Linked DNA regions of Mus musculus: regions 1, 2, 3 and 4 are each linked to region 5. The links are chromatin loops, found by intact Hi-C in ENCODE. Cell type or tissue: heart. All regions are shown on one strand.

What was found. A loop is a pair of places that touch in the nucleus more often than their neighbours do. Peaks named below come from ENCODE experiments on the same cell type or tissue, not always from the same donor. Only the 100,000 strongest peaks of a DNase experiment are listed, where the experiment ranks them.
Region 1: a loop joins it to region 5, with 8 times the contacts of the local background. A loop is called at or near these places in 34 of 42 quality-filtered maps.
Region 2: it touches region 5 in a loop (6-fold over the local background); 22 of 42 quality-filtered maps call a loop at or near these places.
Region 3: a loop joins it to region 5, with 5 times the contacts of the local background. A loop is called at or near these places in 30 of 42 quality-filtered maps.
Region 4: a loop joins it to region 5, with 9 times the contacts of the local background. A loop is called at or near these places in 18 of 42 quality-filtered maps.

What each region holds. Positions count from the first base shown.
Region 1 is chr8:120,819,651-120,824,650 of GRCm38, forward strand. No RefSeq gene overlaps it. Among named protein-coding and RNA genes, the nearest start is that of Gm33199, 35 kb to the left of the region's middle. In heart, CTCF peaks have their summits at 1,892 (motif pointing right), 2,095 and 4,549 (motif pointing left); a DNase peak (open chromatin) is centred at 1,881; H3K27ac peaks cover 274 bases; H3K27me3 peaks cover 2,815 bases.
Region 2 is chr8:120,895,590-120,900,589 of GRCm38, forward strand. No RefSeq gene overlaps it. Among named protein-coding and RNA genes, the nearest start is that of Gm26878, 18 kb to the left of the region's middle. In heart, a CTCF peak has its summit at 2,618 (motif pointing right); a DNase peak (open chromatin) is centred at 2,652; H3K4me3 peaks cover 861 bases; H3K27ac peaks cover 1,471 bases; H3K27me3 peaks cover 3,828 bases.
Region 3 is chr8:120,675,649-120,680,648 of GRCm38, forward strand. No RefSeq gene overlaps it. Among named protein-coding and RNA genes, the nearest start is that of Cox4i1, 9.9 kb to the left of the region's middle. In heart, CTCF peaks have their summits at 257, 2,967 (motif pointing right) and 4,971 (motif pointing right); a DNase peak (open chromatin) is centred at 2,963; H3K27me3 peaks cover 948 bases.
Region 4 is chr8:120,968,508-120,973,507 of GRCm38, forward strand. No RefSeq gene overlaps it. Among named protein-coding and RNA genes, the nearest start is that of Gm33579, 53 kb to the right of the region's middle. In heart, a CTCF peak has its summit at 2,043 (motif pointing right); DNase peaks (open chromatin) are centred at 1,984 and 3,784; H3K4me3 peaks cover 1,324 bases; H3K27ac peaks cover 1,203 bases; H3K27me3 peaks cover 2,526 bases.
Region 5 is chr8:121,090,848-121,095,847 of GRCm38, forward strand. It overlaps a transcript of Mthfsd not described here. Among named protein-coding and RNA genes, the nearest start is that of Foxf1, 9.0 kb to the left of the region's middle. In heart, CTCF peaks have their summits at 114 (motif pointing left) and 2,042 (motif pointing left); a DNase peak (open chromatin) is centred at 2,014; H3K4me3 peaks cover 337 bases; H3K27ac peaks cover 267 bases; H3K27me3 peaks cover 4,324 bases.

The DNA of each region.
Region 1 (5,000 bases), 270 kb before region 5:
CATACTGTGTGAGTGCGGAGGACCTGGGGTAGACTCTTAGATTCCATTTCACCTATGGTAGCTGGGCCCAGTCCCTGTGGATGCTGAGGGGAGGCTGTGATTTTCTAGAACCTGTTCAACAGGCCTGGATAGGGTAAGGTAGACCCCAGACCTGAGCTGCCTTGCCCTGGGTCACAGGTGACTCCCAGAGGGGCTTCCAGGTGGAGGTCTCCCTGCAGTAAGCTCAGGAGCCCTGTAGAGTTCCCTACTGGAATGCTAAGCCTGAGTCCCCTTCCAGTGGCCTGGGGCTCTCTCTGCCTCTGTAACAACACCTCCCCTCCCCCATGCTGATATCACCAAGAGGCAGAAATCCAAGGGAAAGGTCATGTCATAGTCAGGAGCTGGGCCTGACCTCCTGGGCCCCCCATAGAGACCACTGTGCTGAGCCAGCACCAGCCTGCCAGGGGCTGCCTGGCCCTGGTGTCTGTTGCTGGCCTCTGACCCTGGGGGCAGAAGTCAGCTGGCCTCTATTGTCATTGTGACCTACACAGCAAAGGCAGGCCCCTTCCTGAGAGGAAGCTGCAGGGCAGCTGGTGGCCTTGGACCCTGAGACCTCTTTGCCCACACAGCCAGACCAGCCCACTGGAGTCAAGGCAGAAGGAGAGACAGGGGTTGCTAGGGTGCAAGACACAGCACACTCAGGAGAGGCAGGTAAAAATAGGTGAAGCTCCAAGATGTAACATCAATCAGTTTTAACCCCGGAGTGCTAGAACCTTCTGGAAGCTTCTTTTCTCTCTGGCTTCAATTTTCTAGAGACTGGAGGGAGATGCTCAGGAAACAGGGAACCCCAGAAACCTTAGCCTGGCCCCAGAGTCGGGAGCCGCTGTGGTCGGCACTGGGATGGAGGCTTGAGGGTAACTGTGAACTGGTGCCTGGAATCCGTGACACACAGCACCCCCAAAGTCTGTGGCTTAGGTTAATTCTCAATCTGCCGCACTCTGGGTGGGCTGAAGGGGGCAGCTGGGCTCTGCTCCACAGGGCTGAGGCTGGGCCAGAGGACCCCCTTCTGAGATGGTGCTCCCAGCCATGTGGGGCTAGCTAGAGGCTGTGGGCCAGGGGAGGTAGGGGTTGGGCTACGGCAATGCAGAGCCTTGAGATGAATGTTGGCTTGGATACCACCTGGTCTGTCCCCTCATGCCTCCACTGGTTTCCTTCTGTCCCCTAATCCCTGACCAAGGTCCTCTGGCTTCATCTCCAGTCACTTGCCACAGCCCCCACGCTGGCCTTTGAGTGGGATGTCCCCTCTGCTGGGAGCATGCTTCCCTCTGCCTGTCCCACAGAGGGCCACCTCCCTCTGACACCGCGATTCCCTGTCACAGAGTTTACTTGTTTGGTAGTTTGCTGATTTGCCATGGTCCAGACAAATCCCCGCACAGAGCAGAACTTCCTCACACCGCTCTTGCAGCATTTGCATGCCCAGGACAGTACTCAGTAGAGAGCAGGAACCCAGGACACACGTGGTGTGGGCAGGTAGGAGGATGGATGGATAAGACACGTTGGACTCTAGCTCAGGGTGTCCTGGAACTGGTATCCTCCTGCCTCAGTGTTTCAAGTGCTGGAATCACAGGCATGTGTCCCCAACCCAGCTAACATCACACCTCGAAAAGCATTTCTGTACTGAGCAGGATGCTTGCATGTAATGATTCACTCAGAAAGCTGAGGCAGGAGGATTGCTGTGAGTTTAGAGTCAAACTAGGCTACAGAGTGAGACCCTGTCTCAAAGAAAGGGAGAATGAACACACTTCCGGGTTCTGAGCAGGAGCTCCCTTTGGGATGGGGTGGGGTGGTGGTAAGGGTGGGGGAACAGAGGTAATGAATGTCCCATGTGAGAGATGGGGACAGTCTAAACTGTCAAGTTTCCATGCCATTGTCTGTCCAGCAGAGGGCACCAGTGTTCCTTTTTATCTTCGACCAGTTCACTCACACACACACACACACACACACACACACACACACACACACACACACACAGCTTAAGCTGTGGCTAGCCTAGGGATGGACACTAGAGTCTGAAGATCCCAGAAGCCTGAATTCTGTAACTGTTACAGCCTGTCACCATTCAGCCTGTCTGCCGGTGTCATAGCCACAGAGCCTCTGAGATGTCACAGTGAGCCTGGGAGTCGTTCCGGAGAGGGCAGAAGAAGCTTCAGAGGTGGGACTTATCTGGTTCTAATTAGCTGTGCGGCCACGAACAAGTCACTTAACCTCTCTGGTCTGCTTATTCTTCTGTTCCATGTGGGGCTGGATTAACTCATCTTGACATTCCTTTCAGCACAAGGCAGTGGAGAGGGGAGGCTGTTGGCTGGTGCTGGGGATGACGCAGTCTTGGGAAGATTCCCATAAGTGCTGATGAATCACCAGGGATGAGGAGTGGGCCTGGAAGAGCTGCAGCCATGATTTCATGTGTGTGCACAAATCTGTGTGATCATGTGTGTGCGTATGTGTACATGTATGCATGTGTGTATGTGCATGTGTTCATGTGTGTGTGTATGCATGTGTGTATGTTTATGTGTGTATGTGTATGTATGCATGTGTGCATGCACGTGTACATGTGTTTGTGCGTGTATGTGTGTACATGTATGTATGCATGCATGCATGTGTGTGCATGCATGTGTACATGTGTTCGTGTACATGTGTTCATGTGTGTATGCATGTGTGCATGTGTGTATGCATGTACATGTGTGTATGTGTGTGTGCATGTGTTCATGTGTGTGCATGCGTGTGTGTGTCTTATGCAGAGACCAAGGTCCCATCACCTATCTTCCTCTATTGCTTTCTGACTTATTTTGTTTATTAAACGTTTTATTTTAAACATTTTAAATTACATGTGTATGGATGTGTGGCCAATTACAGTTGCCTGAAGAGCCCAGAAGATGCCCTGGGGCTGGATATCCGGAGCTGCCTGCTGTGGGTGCTGGGAACTGAACCCAGGTCCTCAGGAAGAGCAGCCAGTGTTTCTAATGGCTGAGCCATGTCCCCAGCTCATGTTTTGAGACACAGGGACCCTCTGACCTCTGCTTCCCCAACACTGCAGGTGCCTTTCATGCTCCCAGCTTTCCATGTGGGTGGTGGGGACTGAACTCAGGATGTCAGACTCCCATGACTACTACTCCCTGAGCCACTTCCCAGCCCAAAGGGCTCCAGGAAGGTGGGCTTCAAAGGAGGCGGGGTGGGGGTGGGGCTTGGTGTCTACCCACAGCTTCCAGTATCTCCTGGAGTTTAGTCTTTAGGGTCCTGTGAAAGTTCCAGGGATCATGAGGGCACGTGGGACCACAGAGGGATAAACAAACTGGGGTCTGTGGTGTTATAGGGTGAAACTCACAGGACAGGAAACCACTGTCAAGTATGCACCCCAGTGAGTGAGCTTGTTTTGTTTCCTTTAAAAAAAAAGCTGCTTCATTGAGGGCTTGGGGTTTTGCTCATGATAGAGCCCAGGCTTAGAATGCCCCACATGGGGGCTAGAACCATGGCTTAGTGGGAGAAATGCCCTGCCTCAGGTCCCCCAGTGAGTTTTGGGGGGCGTGACTCAGGGTTGGAAGCCCTGCCTAGGATCTCTCAGTGAGGTGTTGGGGGGAGGGGTGTTCCTGCCTAGTGTTCCCCATGAGGTGTTGGGGGTGTGGCTTAGGGATGAGCCCCTGCATAGGCCCCTCCAGTGATTTTTTTGGGGGTGTGACTCAGGAGTAGAGACCCTGTATAGGATCTCTCAGTGAGGTATTGGGGGAATGGCCCAGCGGGTGGGGATCTTGCTTAGTGTCCCCCAATGAGGTGTTGGGGGAGTGGCTCAGGGATGGAGCTCCTGCCTAGAGTGCCCCAGTGAGGTACTGGGGCGTGGCCTAGGGGTGGAGACCTTGCCTAGAATCTCTTAGTGAAGTATTGGGGCCCAAGGGGTGGGGTTCCTGCCTACCGTCCTCCATTGAGGTGTGGGGGTGTGGCTCAGGGGTAGAGCCCCTGCTCCACAGGAGAACTGCGCAGTTGCGCGCTCCCCTCCTCTTCTCATTTAGCTCATTAGCAACTTGTCTGTAATGAAAAAATGCTTTTACACTTTTTAGAGATAATTCACTTAAAAGCCACAGCTTGGATTTTAAAACAAACAACAGTGGGTTAGAAAGCAATCCAACTCATTTACTAGAGACTTTTTCCCGCCACAGAAGCAAAGCAAGATACAGACTCCCCAATACATAAACATTTCACCACCAAGCACCCCAGCCACCGTGAAAGAAAGGGAATGCTATGACTGGGGGTGGGGGGAGGGGAAAGTAATACGCCATGCTGGTAGGGCTTAAAACATGACTTTTCCAGAAAATGCTGCCCCCTAGCGTGGCGATTTGATATGCATGTAATTGGTTAGTTTTGTGCCTGTGCCTGTGCATGCATGCGCCCTGTCATTTGGGGCTGGAGAGATGACTTGGTTGCTGTCTTCTAAAGAACCAGTGTTTGGTTCCCGGCACCCACTTCAAGCAGTTCACAATCATTAGTAATTTCAATTCCCAGAGATCCAACGCCCTCTTCTGGCCTCTGTGGGTACTACACCCATGTGCGGCATCCACACACATAGAAACATACATATAAAAATAAGTATGTTTTAAAAGTTGTTATTAGAAGTCACACCCACAAATAAAAACTTGGTTATTTCTTTGCAACACGTGACTCATCAATATCAAATCACCTTAAAGGGGGCAGCATGGCCCAGCGAGTAATCTCAAGGAGGTTATTGTTAAATTTTACCTCCATGTATGTCTGAGCACTGCGAGTGTGCCTAGTACACTTGGAGGACAGAAAGGGGCATCAGATCCCCTGATACTGGAATTACAGATGCTCATGGGCCTCTATGAGATGATGTGACTTGAACCCAAGTCCCCTGGAAGAGCAGCCGGTGCTCTAACCACTAAGACACCTCTTCCGCCCTTCAAGATACCTCCAAACACCTGGGGAGGCGGCTGTAGCCTCTGCTCCCTGTGAGG
Region 2 (5,000 bases), 200 kb before region 5:
CAGTACCCACGTGGTGGAAGGAGAGAAACGATTCCCTGTTAGCTGTCCTGTCCCTCCTGCAAGTACACCACATATCCAGCAATCAATCACTCAATCGACGTGAAACAAGTTTAAGGCTCTTCCAGTTCCTGCTGCTCAAAGGAAGCCCTGGCTGCGCCAGCACGAAGCCAGGATGCAAATGAACTCAGAGCCTGCTCTTCTCAGGTCACGTCCGCTTCCGGGCACGACGCAGGGGCTCTGCATATAGTGGTGCATGGTCTCCGGAAGGTGGACAGGGAGGCATCTGTGAGGAGGCAGAGGGATTGCAACCAACCTAAGCAACTGTGTCTCCTGCTCAGGCAGCAAGCCAAGGACGCCACAGCGTCCCAGGATGGTTAAAAAGCCACTTTGTAGACAGCTGTTATCAAAGCTGCAGAAAGGTAGTTTCTCTGTCAGAAACGGCCCCACGCACTGTCCCAGTCACTGCACGTGGAGGGATTGACAAGACAGCTGCGTCCTCACTGTGGCTCTGACCTCCCTCTCTCCTCTGTGGGCTTCCTTAGAGGATCTCGCGAAGAAAAACCCTACAATGGAAACCCCATCCACCACGATTTCGGGGAGGAAGAGGAAGATGGAGAAAGATGGAGAGAGAGGGAGGGTCATCGTATTAATATGCCAAACACCTCATAAATATTTATGAAGATCCACAGGCAGGACCCCCTGGCTGCTTCCGCCCTCTGGTCAGCCTGCTCCAGTCTCTGCTTTGCTGCCTAAGCTTCTGCTTAAGGCGCCCACGTCTTCCTGACTCTCCATTGAATCCTTCCCTTCACGAAGACAGTGATGAGCGCAGTATTATCCAGTGATGGAGCAGGGAGTGGACAGGCCTGTGGTGCGCAGGCGCGTTGATGGTATTCAACTGTCAGTCCTCCCAGCGGCTCTCCCTAGTTTACAGATGCAAACCCAAGGCTCGGGGCAGGTGAAGGTGACACAAGATGGCGAGGCTGGTTCCTTTTTTGTTTTTTTGTTTTCTTCGAGACAGGGTTTCTCTGTGTAGCCCTGGCTGTCCTGTAACTCACTCTGTAGACCAGGCTGGCCTAGAACTCTGAAATCTGCCTGCCTCTGCCTCCCAAGTGCTGGGATTAAAGGAGTGAGCCACCACTGCAGGGCTCCCAGGCTGGTTCCTCACGTGCTCACGAGTCACTCGGATTTCACCGTCCAGGTGTCAGTAGACTGTGTCATTAGGGGTCTGGGAAACAGCCGGGGTGGGAAGCTGAGACTCAATCCCTCGCCCCTGGATATGAGGACCCCTGCCAGCTGCATCGGGTTCCCTGGGAGGCCCAGACCTGCACAGCTAGTCTGCGGTGGAGCGGGTGCACCAGAGGCTTGTCTGTGCACCCCGCACAGCTGAGCCTGGACGGAGAAATCCCACCAGGTTGGCAGCTAGCTCAAAGGGAGGAGGTCAAGAGCCTGTGCCTTTGGTCAAAGAGCCCTGACACCAGTGTGTGGAGAGAGGGCGCAGGAAGTTCACATCCACCATTGTATCCAAGACACCTACCTGCCTCACCCCGCTCCCATACGGATGTTCACTGTGGGATTCTGGCTTTCTTTGGAATGGACTAGTCTGCATTCTGAGACCTTGGGGTGCTACTTGCTGACTGTGTTATCTTGGACTCGTCCCTTGATTTCTGGGTAGCCTCAGTTTCCTCATCTGTGAAGCGGGCTAATGGCACCTGTGTTATACTTTCTTGTTGCTGTGACCAAAGCCCGACAAAAACATTTAAGGAAGGAAGGGTTTAATTGGCTTGCAGGTCAAGGGTACAGTCCATCATGATGCTGTGGGCATGGTGTCAGGAGCATAAGGTGGCTAGTCACGTGGCATTCACAGTCAGGAAGCAGAGAGATGATCGCTGGCGCTCAGCTCACTTCCTCCTTTTTTTTTTTTTTTTTATTCAGTCCAGCATCCCAGCCTAGGGAATGGTGCCACCCACAGTGGGAGTGACTGTTGCTCACTCAGTTAAATCTCCCTGGAAATGCCCTCCCTTAGATCCCATCAGGACCTGAGCCCAGTGGGGTGGAGTCCTGTTGGTCGGTCTTCCTTTCATGTATCTATGGCTGTGAGAAGGAACTGAGGGATGTGATGTGCCCATCACTTTCCATGATGGCCTCAAACCCGAGTTTTACATGATAGTACTTAATTAACCTTGAGACAGCACACAAACAGCCCCCAACATCTGCGGGTTTTTTTTTAACCACTTATGACATGTGTAGACTTCTGTACCAACAACAGTCACAATCAAAACAGCCCGTCACCACAGCAACAAACCTCAGTCCCATGCTACATCGTCCTGCCTTGCTGAAACATTTGTTAATTTTTCTAGTATACAAAAGAGTTAATTTGTTATAACATTTCTATACATGGATGCCAGTCACCCCAACCCTCTCTTACTCTTTCTTCTCCCCAAGTCTCCTTACCCTACAATATCTATCTGTCTGTCTGTCTGTCTGTGCATCTGACCATCCATCCATTCGTCCACCCACCCATCCATCTTAAACAATACATGAGAGGAATTAAGCATTATTTGCTGATCTTGCAAGACTGTCTACTTGTTCTGCTGTGCGTGACCTGGGTGCAGTACTCAAGACAACCAGAAGAGGGCACCAGACCCTCCCATCCTCGGAGCTGGAGTTACTGGCTGCTGTAAGCCACCCTGGGGATAGTGGGAACAGCAGAGGTGGCAATGTCCTTAACCACTGAGCCATCTCTCCAGGCTCAGGTGTTGGCCTTTCTTTCCCTCCCCTGCCTCTCTCCTCTCCTCGAATGGCCCTCCTAATCCCATGTCCTGCACATTCAGATCTAGATTTTGTGTGTGAGAAAAAAAAATCATGTCTCCTTCCTGAGTCTGCTCACTCTGCTTAGCATGAGGATTTCCAGGGATGTCCATTTCCTATGCAGCCTGTAACTCCCACGGCTGAGCCAACTCTCTGGGCCCATCTGGGGGACAGATTTCATCAACACCTTATTACTGAAACTCCATGCCATGTCTGGGCATGGCAGAAGCTGGGCACACACAACACACGGGCTGCCTGAACGCTGGGTATAATTCACCCCATCTGAGCAGGAGGGGAGGCCACTGGCTCAGGGTCACCCAGCCCCTGCCAGGACAAGCTGCTGGAGGAGGCATGCTCCTTTCAGTGGCGAGGCTCCATCCTGGATGCTTTCTGACCTCAGCCTGCTTTCTGTGGTTCAGAATTTAGAATCTAAATGTAGGTATTTCTGTTGTCCCCGTGATACTCTGGGTCATCTTAAGGTCTTTCTCCATCAATCTGCTGCAGTCTGAGCCTCCCCAGAAACAGGATTCTGTGGGGCAGCCACAGCTGTGCAGCTGTGAGACTCTGGCCACATCCACAAGGCTGATAAAAGTGAGAGCCAGGGCTCAGTGGAGCCTGGAGCCTGGGATGCCCGATAACCAATCCTGCTTTGATGTCCTCCAAGTTCAGAACTGGCCAGCCTCCTGGGCCGACGTTACGCGCTTGTTTATTTTTGTCCCGTGTAGGCTTTTTTGATTTCCTCTTCCCAAGCGGGACAGCCATTATTACTGCTGTCATTACCCCATTGGAAATGTTGCTAAACTCATGTCCCGCTCCATCCGATCCCCCTCCAGAGGGCCCAAGGAGGACCACCCACGGCGGTGGGCAGGCCAGCTCTGCATATCACGTTAGCCTGGGGAAGTTAGTAATTTCAACACACATACACACAACACGCGCCCACACACTCTCAGTACACACGTGCGCAGCACCCCCCCCCCAATAACTCAGACTGGTTCTTTGTAGCTTTGCCAACTGTCACCCCTCACAAGGCAGGCTGAGGATTTGCCTCAATGTCCCAAGAGCCTGATGGCTTCCAAGGAAGGCAGCTCGTGGGCAGGTTTCACTGGAAGGTTTACAACCCTTTGCTGCAAATGTGTTAAGTCAGAGAAGATGCAGCTGAGCTGCTGCCTCTGTAAATACCCGCAAATGACACAGTAGGCACAGCGATGGGGTCGGGAAACTGCCAGCCTGGTTGCCACTCCGTGATCTTCCCGTGCCCAGGAAGTGCCAGGAGCCCCCACTAATCACAGGGTCCTGGCGCAATCTATACAGAGGTTATACATTGTGTGTCTTTAGTGTTTACTCTCTGCTAGATACTGTGAGTAAAAATCCAGATGCACACATGCACATGCACATACACACACACACATGCATACACATAAATATGAGAATATACAAACATGCACACACATAAATATGAGAACACTTGTACAAACACACATACACACATAAATATGAGAACATTTGCACACATGCATGCATGTACACACATATGAGAACATTCACACACACATATGCACTTGAGCGTGTACATGCGTATGTGTGCACACACATGGGAATACACACACTTAGGCACATTCTGCCTGGCATCTGCCTGTCCACCTTTAGCATCTTCCCTTTCTAGGACTTTGGGGACATATTCCAATAGCAGCTGAGGCTAATAAGATCCAAACAGCTTTTTTTACCCAGCATCCTCCCTCTCTCCTTCTGGTCTCTTTCTCGAATACATCCCTGTAAGATTTTAGTGGCTGCTGTCTTCCAGTTCACCCTCACTGAGAACCCTAGAGAGTTCTCCCGTGAATCTAGCTTAACATTCACAGTCACGCGGAAGAAATTCTGAATACGATGGACCCCCACCCCCCTTTTTCCGAGGGTTCAACCGGTGGTGGTGTACTTTCCCTTAGAGGCCCGCGAGGTTATCACTCAGCACAGATTGGGCTCCAATATTGAGAGTTTAGTGGGGGATGGGCTGAGAGAGTTGTGGGATGCGGAAAGCAATGCAGCCAGGAGAAGGAAAAAGCTGGGGCCACAGGATTTGGGTGAGGAAACCCGAACCATGCCACCAAGATGCTGCAGATCGAGGACCTCTGAGTCCCCCGAGATGAGTGAGCACGGGTGCGCCGCCCACTGGACGAAGCACCTCATAGCTCTCT
Region 3 (5,000 bases), 420 kb before region 5:
TGAATAGAGGTAACTTTGGGGCTGTGCAGAGCAGGCCAGGCTCTAACAGCTGGCCAGGCATGGTGACACTGTCTCCACACCAGCACTTAGAAGGCAGAAGCAAAGCCAGAGTGATGACAGTAAGTTTGGGGACAGTCCGGCTGACAGAGTGTTCTAGGCCAACCAGGGCTACGTAGACCCTGACAACCAAATTGCAGTGAGAAAGCTGGGATGTGGCCGGTAAAGGGATGACTGCCCAGCATGCCTCATGTTCCAACTTCTGCCACAAGCTGGCAGCAGCAGAGCTGCAGCCTGCAGAGCAGTGGCTCTGTGAGTGCCGGCCTGGCCCCTGATGAGGACTTGGAAGATTCAGCCTACTACCTTGTCCCATGTAAGCACCAGAGACCCTGTCTGGAAGGGAAGAGATCCTTGAGCTTGGACGGTGCTCATGCAAGAGGGGGGCCTAGCGAAGCGTAGCTGTGACACGGTGGTCCAAGAAGTCAAGCAGGGCCTGGGCTCTCTGCATGGCTACAGCAAGCCGAGCAGGAGCCATGGTCCCGCTGTGGTTTCTCCATAATCTAGAAAAATCTGTTTTTATTTGTTTTTTTTGAGATTTTCATATTCAACATGGTTTTAATTGGGGTTCAGCAATCCTAGCCTGTGATGAGTCATTCTCGTTGACACAGGGTTTGAGTTGACATCCACTTTTCTTTTTCTTTTTTCTCCTGGGAGCGTATTAATGTCCTTAGTTGTTGGGACAAACATATAATCGTTCTTTTTTTTTGTTTTGTTTTGTTTGCTACAGGGTTTCTCTATGTAGTCCTGGTTGTCCTGGAACTAGCTCTGTACACCAGGCTGGCCTTGAACTCACAGAGCTCTCCCCTGCCTCCACCTTTCTGGTGTCAAAGGCATGTGCCACCATGCCTGGCTTCCAGGTTTTTACTGGGAGCCTTATTGTAGGATTAGTGGTTTGTGGAGGAGACCGGTCATGGGTTTTCATTGAAACTTGTATACTTTTTTTTTTTTTTTTTTTTATTTATTATATGTAAGTACACTGTAGCTGTCTTCAGACGGGCGTCAGGTCATATTACAGATGGTTGTGAGCCACCATGTGGTTGCTGGGATTTGAACTTCGGACCTTCGGAAGAGCAGTCGGGTGCTCTTACCCACTGAGCCATTTCACCAGCCCCGAAACTTGTATACTTGATACTAGTTTTTTGGTTCCATTCTCTCTCTCTCTCTCTTTTGTTGTTGTTGTTACATAAATTCAGGTCACAGTGATGGCTGTTGTTTTCAATGGAGGACTTAAGTCAGAGGGTTGAAGTGTCACGTCTCTCAGGAACTCAGGTCCCCCCCCCCCCCCCCGAGTCAGCTCGGACCTTCTGCCTGGGAGCACAGCTCCGTCGTGAAGATTTCTCACATCCTTCCCTAGGTTTGCAGCTCCTGTCAGAGCCACTGAAAGACATGGAACTTCCCTTTGCTGTGGACCTAAATCAGAGCCAAACCATCCTGCAGAATGCTAGGAAATGTCCTTTTTTTTTTCCAAGATAGTTTATGCTTCCCTGGGACTCATGACAACCCTCTGATATTAGCACCCCAAGTGTTAGCATCCCGGCATGCACCACCACGCCCAGCTCTACTGCACTGTTTTTATGGCAGCATGTCTAGTCCGCATGCGCAGAATGCTGTTTCTCCGTCGGCCAGTGGTGGGCCTTTGGCTGTGCACCTGCCGCTTCTCTGCTCATTCCTGTGCACCCAGGTGCGGCACCTTTCTTTCTGGTCACCTTGTTTCTGGTCACCTTGCACTTTTATATTCTTTGCTTTCCGACTGGGCACCACTTACATTGCCGCCGCTGGCATCTGAGAAGCGGCCACTGCTGAGCACTGGCAGGGGTCGCACTCCATTAGGCCTGGGCTGGTGGGAAGTCACCTTGGACCTCCTCTGAAGCTTCCCCAGGACTGGGGTGGAGGAGTCTTGGGGCCCACACCATGGCATAAAGTCTTCTCCAAAGGGAAGGGTCTCAACAAGCGCAAATGTCCCTACCCCTTCTGGAGCAGTACAGGGCTTGAACCTGGGGCCTCTCATACACGCGCAGGCAAGCATTGGGTTACTGAGCTCCATCTCCAGGCTTTGTGCTTGTTCTTTAAAGAAGAGTGATTTCAGAGCTGGGGAAATGAATCCGTGGTTAGCAACATGTTCTGCTTTTCCAGAGGACCTGAGTCTGGTCCCCAGCACCCACGTCAGATGGCTCCAAATTGCCTGTGTAACTCTAGCTCCAGGGGACCTGATGCTCTCTTCTGGGCTCTGCCGGCACTTGCGCTGCCAGAATCATGCCCCCCATAAACACAGCATTAAAAAGAAATCTTGTGTTTTTGGTTTGTGTTTCCTGAGACAAGGGTTTCTCAGGTGTCATTTTTGTAGACCAGGTTGGCCTTGAACTCATAGAGATCCACCTGCCTCTACCTCCTGAGTTTTGGGATCAAAGGCATGTGCCACCACATCCAACCCTAAACCATCTTTAGCAGTGTAGTGGTTCCTGCTTTTAATCCCAGTACCCAAGAGAGCCAGGTTTTTGAGGGCAGCCTGGTTTACATAGTTTCAGGACTACATCCAGAGAGATCCTGTTACATCGAGAGCATTATTCGTTTAGTATGTACTTTGTATATGTGGGTGGGTACGTGGGTGCTATGTTGAGTGTGCAGCGGTCAGAAGGCAACCTGTGGGTATCAGTTCTCTACTACACAGGGGGTCCAACTCAGGCCGTTCAGGCTCTGCAATGGGAGACTTTCCTGAGGAACCACCTCGCCGGTCCATGCTTACGTCCTTTGTCATTCCCGAGACACACAGCTCTGGCCAAGAAAAGGGCCTAAAGATACCTTTTCAAAGGGTTGTCTTCTGCTCCCGGGCCTCTTCACTGGCCCCTGTCTCCTGAGTTTGGCACCCACCACAGCTGTTTCCATGCACTGTATTCTCAGCTCTGGACAGCAGGGGGCGCTCGGAGATCTAAGCAAACCGTGTAGAGTTGGAGCATCCGAAATCTGAGCCAAGACTGACTGATGTGGGAGTCAACTCAGACTCAACGACGTGGGAGCCTCCCATGTTGGTCTTGTTGGAGCACCTGGGACACTGCCTGGGACATAGGTACTTCATAAGTGCTTAGTAAGGGAAAACATCCAAACCCTATGGGTGGGCCCACCTCGAGGGGGCTTCTAAAATTACTTCATCTTTTTGTTCTTTTGCTTCCCTTCCCCTATGAAGTCAGCACTGAAATCAGCCAGACCTAAATACCTCAGGGTCTCCCTCAGCTGCCCGCTGAGCTAGTGCAGGCTGTGGGCAGCATCTTGCTTTGGGAGGGATATTCTGGGTTCCACTCCTTTCGGAAAACACCTGTGCCAGGTTGATCTAGGCATGGACGAGGTGAGACTTGGGGATGAGCATAGAAAGCAGGTATTCTCATCCTTGAGGAAACTGTTCCTTTAAGAATCCGATGGTTGGGCTGCAGAGATGGCTCAGCGGTTAAGAACACTGACTGCTCTTCCAGAGGTACTGAGTTCAATTCCCAGCAACCACATGGTGGCTCACAACCATCTGTAATGGGATCTAATGCCCTCTTCTGGTGTGTCTGAAGAGAGTGACAGTGTATTCACATACATTAAAAAAAAAAAAAAAAGGGAAGAAAAGAAAAGAAAAATCATCCAATGATTGATAGTCGCTTGGTATGGTGGCAATCCACTGGTCGCTGGCTGCTTGCGCTTTCCAAAATGGAGGATTTTGAACAGAGGGTAAAAATCCAAGGCAGTGAGGTTTCCCTAAGCTTTCCCAGTTTTTGCAGTGAAGTTCCACAGTGTGGTCATTTAACCGTGAGTTTCGACCATCCTTGTGACAACTCAGCTCTGAGTGCTGCATGACGTTTGCTGACACCCATGGGGTCCCGAGGCAATACTGGTAGAATAGGCTCAGCAAACCTGTAACATGCTCACACAGGATGCCCGGCAGGCCCCTGAATTCCTGTGGTTCCTGGTGGAACAGTTTTCATGGTCACTAGAGCCTCCTTAGGAACGGGACACAGGACTCTCAGGACATCTGGAGTTTGCACTGCTGTCACGGTGCAGGTGGTAGTAGGACTACCTGGCAACCAGTGATAAGAGCTCAAAGGTGGATAGTCTGGTGCTGTGGACTGTCAGGTTTCCCCAGTGACCTGAGTCACTGCACACTCACTTCTAGGACTCCCCTGGGAAACTGGCCTCACATAGGTGTGGCCCCTCCATCCCTGAGGTGCTGAACAGGGTCCAAGGGGGCAAACTGACATTAATAAGCCTGTTGGTTTTCCTGGAAATTAGGCAAGTTGGGGGTCACCACCCTACCTAATGGGGAGCCCCAGCCTTTGGACAGGCTGGAAGGGCAGGGGTGCAGAGTTTGTCACCACCTAGCAAGTAGCTGTAATCTAGTGTCTATGCATAGCCTATGATGGTTATATGACTAGCTCTACGCTATCCAGAGCCATCTAGGAGAAAGCCTCCGAGCACACCCATGAGGGATCGTCTTGACAGGGTTAACTGGGTGCGAAGCCTTATCTTAAAAGTGGGCGGCACCATTTCCTAGGCTGGGGCCCTGGACTGAGTTAAGGGAAGACAGTGAACTGAGTGCCGACACTCACCATTTGTTCCTGACCTCGGATGCTGCGTGGCCAACTGCCTCTTGCTCAAGGATGGCTTCCCTGCCGTGAATTATGAGCCCAAATCAACTCTTTCTTAAGCTTGCTTTTTTTTTTTTTTTTCCTCCGAGACAGGGTTTCTCTGTATAGCCCTGGCTGTCCTGGAACTCACTTTGTAGATCAGGCTGGCCTCGAACTCAGAAATCCACCTGCCTCTGCCTCCCAAGTGCTGGGATTAAAGGCATGTGCCATAATTTCTCAGTCACAGGAAAAAAATCACTGACATATGGGAAACTGGCGGTCACATCCCGAGTGAACAGCAGGGGGTGCAAGGACTCCGTGCTAGGCCTGGGTCTCCAGTGGCTC
Region 4 (5,000 bases), 120 kb before region 5:
GCTGGCGGTGGTGGTTTCCGATGGACATGAATAGACGCTCTCCTGGGGAATGTCCTTTCCTGTCATGTTTCCGACTCTGATGTCCCCAAGACAAAGGTTTATCCCTTCCAATGTGCAGGACCTTGGGGACCACAGCAAGCATCCCCTAGACCTGAGGTTTAAAAACACTCTCAGCTTCCCATAAGCCTCTGGTCTGAGCAAAGCCTCTACACATCTCTGGCTGGCTCTCCCTTCTCCTCTCTCACCTCCCCTGTGTGCTTCCTCCTCCTGTGGGCTCAGCTGCTCCAGACTGCAGGGTACCCTGGTGTTAGAAGCTCCAAGCTTTGTGAATGGTCTGGCCCTGTTGGGGCAACCCCAGGCTTTGGGGAGCTTCCCCTCAAATCAGGAGGGGTAAGGCAGCACCTGGCAGGCGGGAAGTGCATTTCTTTCTCTTCCTACTGAATCCCCACAACTCTGGCTGTCCCTGCTGCGATGGCCACATGGCATCGCTCTTCTCTCCCAGGTTCCAGAGACTCTGGAGCTGTTTCTCTTGACAGTGCAGTCCTGGAGGCCCTGGAACCTAGGGGTCTCTCTGTGAGTGAATGCCAGCCTGCCAGCAAGCCTAGGAGAGCACAGGGTCAGAAGTGAGGGGACACTGGACACTGTTCCCCTCCTCACGAGGAGCAGCTCAGTGCCAGGAAACTTCTCTCTGGCAGCCACAATGGAAGTCACAATGTACTGCCACCTCAGGATGGTGCCTGGAATGGGACTCACCTGTCTACCCCTCGGCCCTCCCACTCATCTCTCCATTCATTCATGCATGCATGCATGCATGCATACACACATACTTTCCCTTATCACTCCACTCATGTATCACCAACCCACTCACCCACCTACCCACCTCTGAGCCTAGCACCTCTGAAGACAGCCCGGAAAGAGCATAGGCCCTGAGCTTCTTCACCTGGCCAAGCATAGCTGCAGACACTGAATGCCACGTGGGTATCTCTTTCCTCTCTGGCCTCCTGGGAAAGTGGCACTCCTACGTATACAGCAAGTGCCGTTTCCAGCATGCCCCCTTGTTAGGCTGCTGCTGGATGCTCTCTCTAGTCTGGGGCTTTCTGGATGGGGAGGAGATGAGAGTGTGTTCATTCACGACCTGCCCAGTGAGGAAAATTCCTGGAACCAACAGGCAGGAAGGTACCCAGACTGATAGAGGTATAGCACTGTGGGGAGGAGGTGAAGCGGGAAGGAAACTGGTCGGTTTAGCGGGGAGTGGGGCAGGGACTTACTCTTTCTCAATCATGGGTAGGCATTACACATAGGAAAGTAAAACAGACTGGACGATGCCAAACCCTGACCTTCCTTCAGTGATACAGGGCTCACAGATGCCACCCCAGCCCCCCATTGACTCAATCCCTGCAGTCCTGGCCCCATATTGGCAGCCTCTGCTTTAGCTGCAAACTTGAGGTCCTTCTGCCACAGGACCTTTGCACATGCTGCACCCAATGTGACTAAACTTCCCCAGTTGTCTCTCACTCTTCTTTTCTCCTTGTGTCATTCTCTGATCTCTTCCCACCCTTCATGGGGTAAAGTGTGATTCCTGGACAAGCTGGCAGATCTAGGTCACCTCACACCAGGAACACCTCACACCAGGAACACCTCCTCCCTCTGCACTCTGGGTATGACACACAAGAACTGCCCTAAGGCTCCCCCCTCCCCACCAGGCCCTCCCCACTTGCCATGTGTGAACAAACCCCTGTGCTGCCAAGAACCTCTGAGCAGGGGCAAGGTTGGGGGACTTGGGCAGTGGAGACTTCAAGCTCTTTCTCCAAGAAGCCGCTTCCTGGGGTCCTGCCCCAGGCACAGGCTTCTCGGTCATAATACTAGATGAGATGCCTCCGGGACACAGATGAGACAGAGAGAGCTGGTGCACAGGGCCGTAAACCGCAGGGTCAGCTGCTCCTGACTCTGGGGTGGATGGTACACCCTGACCAGCCCCAGACCTCAGCAGGAAGTTCCTTCCCTTCAGGCCCACAGCTGCAGCCACAGGCATGCACATCTCACCACCAGGGGGCGCAGAGGAGCCCCCATCTCTGCATAAGGTGAGCTCCAGGTAGGTCAGCAAACCCTTGGGTTTCATCTGAGACACAAGAAAACCTTGTGTTTTGCAGACCCAGAGAGCCCCTCAGGACCAGCCTGGGAAGGTCATGTGTGTTTAAAAATCCCTTGGTTGGTTCTGGCAGGAAGGAGTCCTCAGACCTCTGGGAATCTTGGAACCACAGGATCCCGAGATTTAACATAGAAACTATGGAAAGAAATCCCACACCACCACCACTCAGAGAGGTGAGAGCTGGCCAGATAGCTCAGTGGTTAAGAGCATGCGCTACTCTTTGCAGAGGACCAGGTTTCAGTTCCCAGCACACACAGTGAGGCAGCACACAGCCACCAGTAACTCCAGCTTCAAGGCACCTGACACCCTCTTCTGGCCTCCACACAAATATACACATGTACACACACACACACACACACTACACATACACCACACACCCTCACACACACACCACACAACTCAAAAAGAAAACTAAGAACGGAGGGGGAAGAAAGCAGCAGCACCCCTGGCTCTTGTGGCATGCACTCCTCTATGGCCAGGGCTCAAGAACAGAAGGATGGCTGGGCTTGCCTGTCACCACAACACTGAGAGAGATAATGAGGGCAGAGATGGGCAGGTGCCAGTGTACTTTCTCTGTGAATACCAAGAGCACCATTTTTACTAAAGAGTTTCTTGAGGCAGACTATGGTCTCATGTAGCCCAGGCTGGCCTTGAATGCCTGTTCATCCAAGAATGGCTTTGAACTTCTAATCTTCCTGGTTCTGCATGTTGAGTGCTGGTGTTTCCTAGGTGTGGCACCACACCCAGTTTATATGATAATAGTGTGAACCTTGGGGCTTCCTGCACTCTGAGCAAGAACTCTGCCAACTGAGCTACATCCCTAGCCCAGGGGGAAAGTTAATTTAATATTAATAAATACAGGTAGCCCCACATAGCAGGGAAGTGGTGTGAACTGGGGCACACCACTTCTGCTAAAAAGATAAGTGATTGACAACTGATAGACATTGCTGGGGATACTAGATTCAATTAGGAACCTGTCAGTATGTAGCAGGGGCTAGCCTTGGCAAACTGCCAGTTTAAAGACTCATCTTCACATGTGGTGGTGTGTTCGGGAGGGGCAGAGAGATGACTTGAGGAGGATTGTGTCCTCCGCTGACAGTCTGTAGTTGAAACTGCTTCAAATAGTTGATTGACAAAGGGAGACAAAGGGAGCAGCTAACCCCACCCCATCCCCCCATTTTACAGACAGGAATGCTGAATCTCGGGGACTGGAGCTGAGAGAGGTGAAGTGAGTCACGCAAGGTCACACAGCTCTTCTGTGGCAGAGCTGAGGCTGGATTCATGTTCACGAGTGTTTCCTGTGTGTGACGCACCCAGCCCCCACAGTGAGCCTGGGAAGAAAGGTTCTGGCTGGGCTCGTGGGCAGTTCTGAGAGGGGCGGCCCGAGATGACCCTCCCGAGGAGGACCGAGAGGACACTTGTTCCAGATTTGCTCAACCAGAAAGCTAACGTGCACACACAGCTGGTGGCCTCTGCGTCCTGGCCAAGTTCATCCTGACATAAGACAACTCACAAGCGTGCTCCGTGGGGACCGACTGTTACCACGGTGCCATTCAGCACGGTTTACGATTTTCCTGGAGCCTCTCGGCCGCCGCCGATGCCAGAGCGCGAGCCAGAAAAAGAACATTCCTGGGTGACGCAAATGCAGCCGGGGCCGCTACAGGGGCATGCCCTTTTCCTGCCCCGGGAAGGGTGGGGTGCGGGGACCAGAGCCATCCGCCATCCAAATACAGAAAGAGATGAGTGGACCTGGTGTCTCAGCGTCCAATGCCCCGGGAGGTTCCAAAGCCCCCAAGTACCGGTGACTTCATCCACTCCATGGCCATTCCGGAGAGGACGCAGGCGCAGTCTCAGGAGTGAGACCCCCCTCGGGGCACAGGACGGCCAGGACACTCGCTGCCTTATTTTATTTCCAGATAAAGTTATTTTTGTGGAGCTGGGCCTGCCAGCGAAGGAGGAGATAAGATCGGGCTGCCTTACTCTGCCAGATGGCTGCGGGGATGCAAGCAGCGGGGCTGAGGGGACAGGGCAGCCCTGAATCCAGGCAGCGATGTGGTCCTGGTCAGAGGGAAAGCCCAGAGAACCAGGAGACCCAGAGCGAGGGAACTGTGTGTCCCTAGCTGCCAGCCCCACCCCCCCACCCCCCCCCCGGATTTGGCCACAGAAGCCACGCGACTTTAAAATCATCGAAACAGAAAAGCAAGACTGTCTCCCTCAGCTTTTCACGGGGTGGGGTGGGGGGAGGGGGTCTTGTTGTTGTTTGTTTGTTTTATTTGGAGGGACTTGTGGATAAGAGCACGAACATGACCTGGCGCATGTATGCAGGTCAGAGGACAATCATAGAGTCCATTTTCTCCTTTTACCATGGCCTCAGGAATTGAACAGGTCCAGTGGTCAGGCTTGGGGACAAGCGGAGCCCACTTGCTGGCAAAGATGTCCCCACCAAAGGCAAGGTCCTGTCCTCTCACTCAGCGCAGAGGTGGATCTGGGAGCCTGTGCCCAGCAAGCTGTTGGTTCAGTTTGGTCCCTGGAACCCACATACAAGTGGAAGGAGAGGATTAACCCCGCCCCCAAAGCTGTCCTCCGCCCTCCGTGTGAGCACTGAGCTGTGGCGTATTGTATTTGACATAATAATCAATACATTAAAGAATAAGGCTGGTGCCCCCTCCCTCTCTCCCTGGCCTCTTCCTCCTTGCTCTGCCTCCTGTGTGAGGAAGACAAGCACTTAAGAGATGCTGAGGTCATGAAACACAAACGTGTTCACACCCACCAGCCCCTCCCTCTGTCAACTCAGTCTCCATCCCTGAGCTGGATCGCCCCATTTCACCCTGCTTTACCTTGAGGGTGGCTT
Region 5 (5,000 bases):
GCAGGTCCTCCCCACAGCTTGACAGGAGTTGCGGTAAGGGCTGAAGTGAGAGGTCTTCCTTGGATCAACTCCTGGAGACCCTGCTGAGGTGGCTTGGTCTGGCCTCTGCTGCCCTCTCCTGCCTGTTCTGCCTTCAGTGGCAGCTTGGGAAAAACTGGATGACCAGGGTAACAGGCAGCATTCTGGAAACATTCTTATCCCAGCAGCCCAGCCCTCTCCACAGGGGACACCAAAGCCCACCCTCACAACAACCCCTTTCACTCTCCCCTCCCCCCACCGCAGGCACGAAAGCCAAACTCAGAGAGGACAGGGGTAAAATAAAGGCCTGGGGCTCAGGCCCTGGGCTTTCTGAGCCCAAAGCCTTGACCTGTTTCAATCTTGATAACCCATTGTCAGCAGAAGGGAAATGTTGAGGGAGTCCCAGCTCCGCTTTCCCACTGAGCCAGGAAGGGCTACAGCTCCCAGCCAGAGGACTCTGACTTCCCAGAGTCACAGAGACTGCCATTCCTATTTCCCCCCCAGGGCTCTCTGCCGGCTCCCTTTCTTCCTCCAGCCATTTGGTACAGTGGAAATAAATGTCAAGCAAAAGTTGACACAGGACCGGAGAAGCTGTGAATGGCAGTAGGGTGTGGCTGCCTGATTCTGTTTCTCAGATGTGGGCTCGCCTTAAGGAGAGGAGGGGGTCTTCTTTCCTGCAAGCACCCTCCCAGGGGCGGGGACGGGGGTCTGCAGTACCAGTCACTGGACTCTGAGCTACCGAAGAGAAAGATGGTGGCTCCCTGGAGCTTTAACAATGAGTTTTATTTCCAGCTTGTATTTCCTGACTTCCCGCCCACTCCTCCCCCCCGCCCCCCACTTTCTTCCATGGGTATTGTAACCAGGGTCTCACTCTTAGGGTGCCATGTACCATAGATCTCTGCTCCCAAGCCTGTGATACTTTCTGGCCTGCTTTGACAGCCCAGAGAGGAATATGATCCAACAGGTAATGGCTACAGATGCCCAATCCACCCACAGGGAGCACCCGTGGATGCCTGCCATTGGACTCCTCCATAGGGGACAGGTGGGCACAGCCCTGCCATTGCCAGTTGCTGTCCACAGTTACCTGGCTGGCCATATAGAAGACGCCCACTTTGAGCAAAGCATGATGGAAGGGTTGGCTTACCAAGGTGGGACTGTGCGTGCTTTGTTGAGACCAGATGCGGGGTCCTGCCGCTGTTTCTAGTACCTGGAAGGCTCACATGGATCCCCTGAAGGGATGTCACTGGGCTTGGGTCACCCGAGAGACAATGGGGTGTAGCAGTCTGAACTGAGCAAGGAGTTAGCCCTTCTAAACTCAGCCATAGTGCCGGCAGGGCCATTTCAGTGGTCTGTTTGCCTGGCTAGGGCAGACAGTACAGCTGGGACCCAGCCCGCATTGCTCTAGCATAGTTCTGTTGTTCAGTGGCCTTGTGGTGACACAGGACTGGCCTGGGGAGGGACCATATGCTAAACCTCTCTGAGCATCTTATTAAAACTACTGACATCACACCGGGGAGGCAGGGACCCCATGTTCCCTGACTGTCCCAGGTCACGACCATGTGGAAGAATGCCAGGTTCTTAGATGTCCCTGTAAAAGGACAACTCGACTGTCTTTGGGAATGTGTCCTGGAAAGCAAGTTCTAGACGGGCACATGATGTCTCTGGGTTTCTGTGACGGGGGTGGGGTGGGGTGGGGGGAGCTGACAGGCCTGGGCTCTCACTGGACCCCAGCATTCGCTCCAGTAGTGGGGCTGGGTCAGACAGATGGACCTGAGTGTGACCTTCCGGCTACACGGGAGGGAGGGCAGGGCAACAGGTAGGCAGAGGGCGGGTGTGTGTGTGTGGGGGTAGCAACAGGCCATACTTAGTTGCGGTGTCAATACAGGGAGAGAGCTCAAGGTCAGGCAACCCTTGAAAAGGAGAGGGAACCTCGGAAACTGCCTGAGAAGCTCCGAGACTACCCTGGGAGTTTGTCCCTAGCTCTCTCTCACGAGGAGACAGCGCCGCCTGCTGTCCGTTTCTTACAGTTCATGTTAGAACTCCGGAAAGCGGCAGGCATATGTGCCCAGATGAGCGGACCCTATAGAAGGCCCTTGGTTTGGGAGAGTTTAGGGGAAATTGAATTAATTGTCTTTTCCTAGTCGCACGAACGATAGGGCTTCAGAAAAGTGGAAGGTTGAAGTCACTTCCAGCCCAACCCCAGGCGACTTTGTGGCCCGTGGACCCTGCACATGGAGACCCTGTGGCCCCTAGAGAAGCAGGTAACAGATGTGCTGGTTCAGGGCTCCAGTTGGTCCACTGGGTGGAGTTCCTTGCTCCACCTCCTCCTAACTTTGCTCCCCTCCTCTGGTGCATGGTGGGTGACCTAAGAAGTCTACTGCAAGTCTCAAAAGCGTTAAGAAAGAACTCAGGCACAGAGAGGGTGAGCCGTTGCCTGAGGTCACACAGCTAGAAGACACTGCAAACCCAGCCCACCCTTCGGGCGGAGTGTGGCTCCGACTTGGAATTCTTCAACCACTGAATGTTCTCTGTGTTCTGACAAGCCGCTACGGCTTCCAGTTGGCCTGAAGGCCCCTGCTTGTGGCAGGTCAGTGTTCCCCCAGGGAACAGTTTTTTCCACTCAACAGGGCCAGGCTCCAGGACTTCAGCCAGTTCTGGCCTGAGACCCTTCTTTGGAAAGCTGCTCCTTCTGGTGGGTTTGTTGGACCTGCAGGTGGGAGCCATGTTAGACCTCCAGGCCGGTGCTTATGGCTTCCAACCACCAAAGTGTGGCGCATCCATCCACTCCACACAGACACACGTCAGCTCCCATTTCAACCCTCGAGATCTATGACCCTGAAAAAGAAAGGGCTCCATTCACAGGAGACAGCCCTGTTCCTGCAAGAGAGCAGAAGTGCAGCTCCTTACTTAAATCTGCTTGTCTGAACATCTCTGTGGCGGTCCTGGGGTGACCCAGACTCTCTGGGGTTTGGCAGCATGGTAAGGATGGGGGAGACCTCCAGTGTCCTTGGGACCTCCAGCATGGCCGCCACAGGAGCACCGAAGGACAGCGTCCAAAGCCTAGAGGTGAGAGGCTTGAACCAAAGGATGCAGGACAGGCCCAGTACCCTGGGTGACCCCCATGCCCATGCCACAGACCAAGTCCATGTTTCTTCTGCTGTAGGAAGACTGACGTTGCTGCACAGGGGAGGGTAGGTTTTCTCTTCTGCCAAACGCCCCTGGCTTGATCCTGCTCACTGGGGGGGTAAAGAGCAACTTGGCTCGGCTTCTGGGACTCAGCTGCCTGAGGAGCCTCAATCGCAATTGTAATGGGGGTGGGGGGTTTTACGGTGCACCCTCTTCCTATACCCTGTGACTTGCCATTCTTCAGAAGAACACCTGATTTATGTGTGCCCATAACCGTCTGAGAGGTGAGACTATAGGATTCATCACCAAGGAAGCAAACATTTGCCCCCAAGTTTAGTGGCTTAAGACCATAAGTCGTTTTTTATACAGCTGCCTCAGTGGCTCCTCGGGGCTCTTCCGCTTGGCCTGGGATCTCTTCCAAACTGGCACACGGTCCTGGCAGTGCTGGGCACCTGGCCCTCTCTCCATGGGGCAGCCCAGCACCATCACTACATGGGACTGGTCTCCAGATGTTAAGCCAAGTATGGTATGACTTTAGCCAGACTTGGGGAGATGACTTCCGGTGGGAAGGGCTGGAGCATTTCCTAGGAAGCTGCACCAAGCTCCAAAGGGTGCTTCAAGTTATTGGGACACCTTTCTCCCAGTCACAGGAAAGGGGACTCTGGAGTGTGAGGTCCGAGGGCAGCTTCTACTAAAGAGTGCCACGGACTGGGTGGCACCTACACCACAGCCCTTAGATGTGGGTCTAATTGCAGATCTACTTTGTAGAGAGCCTCTGATATTTTGGAAATTTGAAGTTGAATGTGGTGGGAGGCACAGGCAGTCAGATCTCTGTGAGTTTGAGGCCAGCCTGGTCTGTAGAGCAAGTTTCAGAACAGCCAGGGCCACACAGAGAAACCCTTATCTCAAAAAAAACAAAAAACAAAAAAACAAAAAAAAACCAACAACAAAAAACAAAAACCAAAAAAAAAAAAAAACAAACAAAAAACAAAAAAACAAAACCCAGAACACAAAAGGAAATCCATAAGTAATAAAATTGATGTTCTCTTTAGGGCATATCTTCTATCTGAGGTGCTAGTCACAGAGCACAGATAAAGGCGCTGGAACATGGCTGTCTTTCCTCACTTCTGCTGGGGCTCTGAGGACAGCATCAGGCCCAGGTGCCTGGGATGTGGGGTTGCCAGGTAACAGCATCCCAGCTATCCAAGACCCACCATCAGGCCAGGACTGGGAGGAGAGCCTGTGTTGGCTCCTTCTATAAAGACAGAAAACTGCATCTCAGACCACAGACAACCATCAGGCCTGTGTCTTTAAATGTGTGTTTTCATGGGCCTGGCCATCCAGAGTGCTGGGATGGTCTGTGGGTGCCTAAGGGACAGACACCCTTCCCCAAACGGGATGGCTGGTCTTATACCAACTTGACGCAAACTGGAGTCATTTTTGGAAGAGGGAGCCTCAATTGAGGAAATGTCCCCAGTAGGCAGGCGTGTGGGCAAGCTTTTGGTGCCCTTTCTTGATGGATGGCTGACCGGGAGGGCTGTTCCACTCCTAAGTTGGCAGTCCTGGGCTCTACAGGAGAGCAGGTTTAGCAAGCCATGAGGAGTTCTCCTCTATGCTCTCTGCATCAGCTGACTCGCACCCCTGCCCTGACTTCCTTCAAGGACAGACAGTGATATGGACAGGTAAGATGCCATGATATGGACAGACTTTCGGCCACGGTGTTCTACAGAACAGAAACCCCAAGACCTATAAAGTAACCCCTTGGCTCAGCAGCCTCTTCTCTAGAGTTCTAGCCTTCAAGCCTCCCATCTCGCTCCTCAGAACAATGGTTGCTGTTGCTCTGGCCTCTCCTGCTG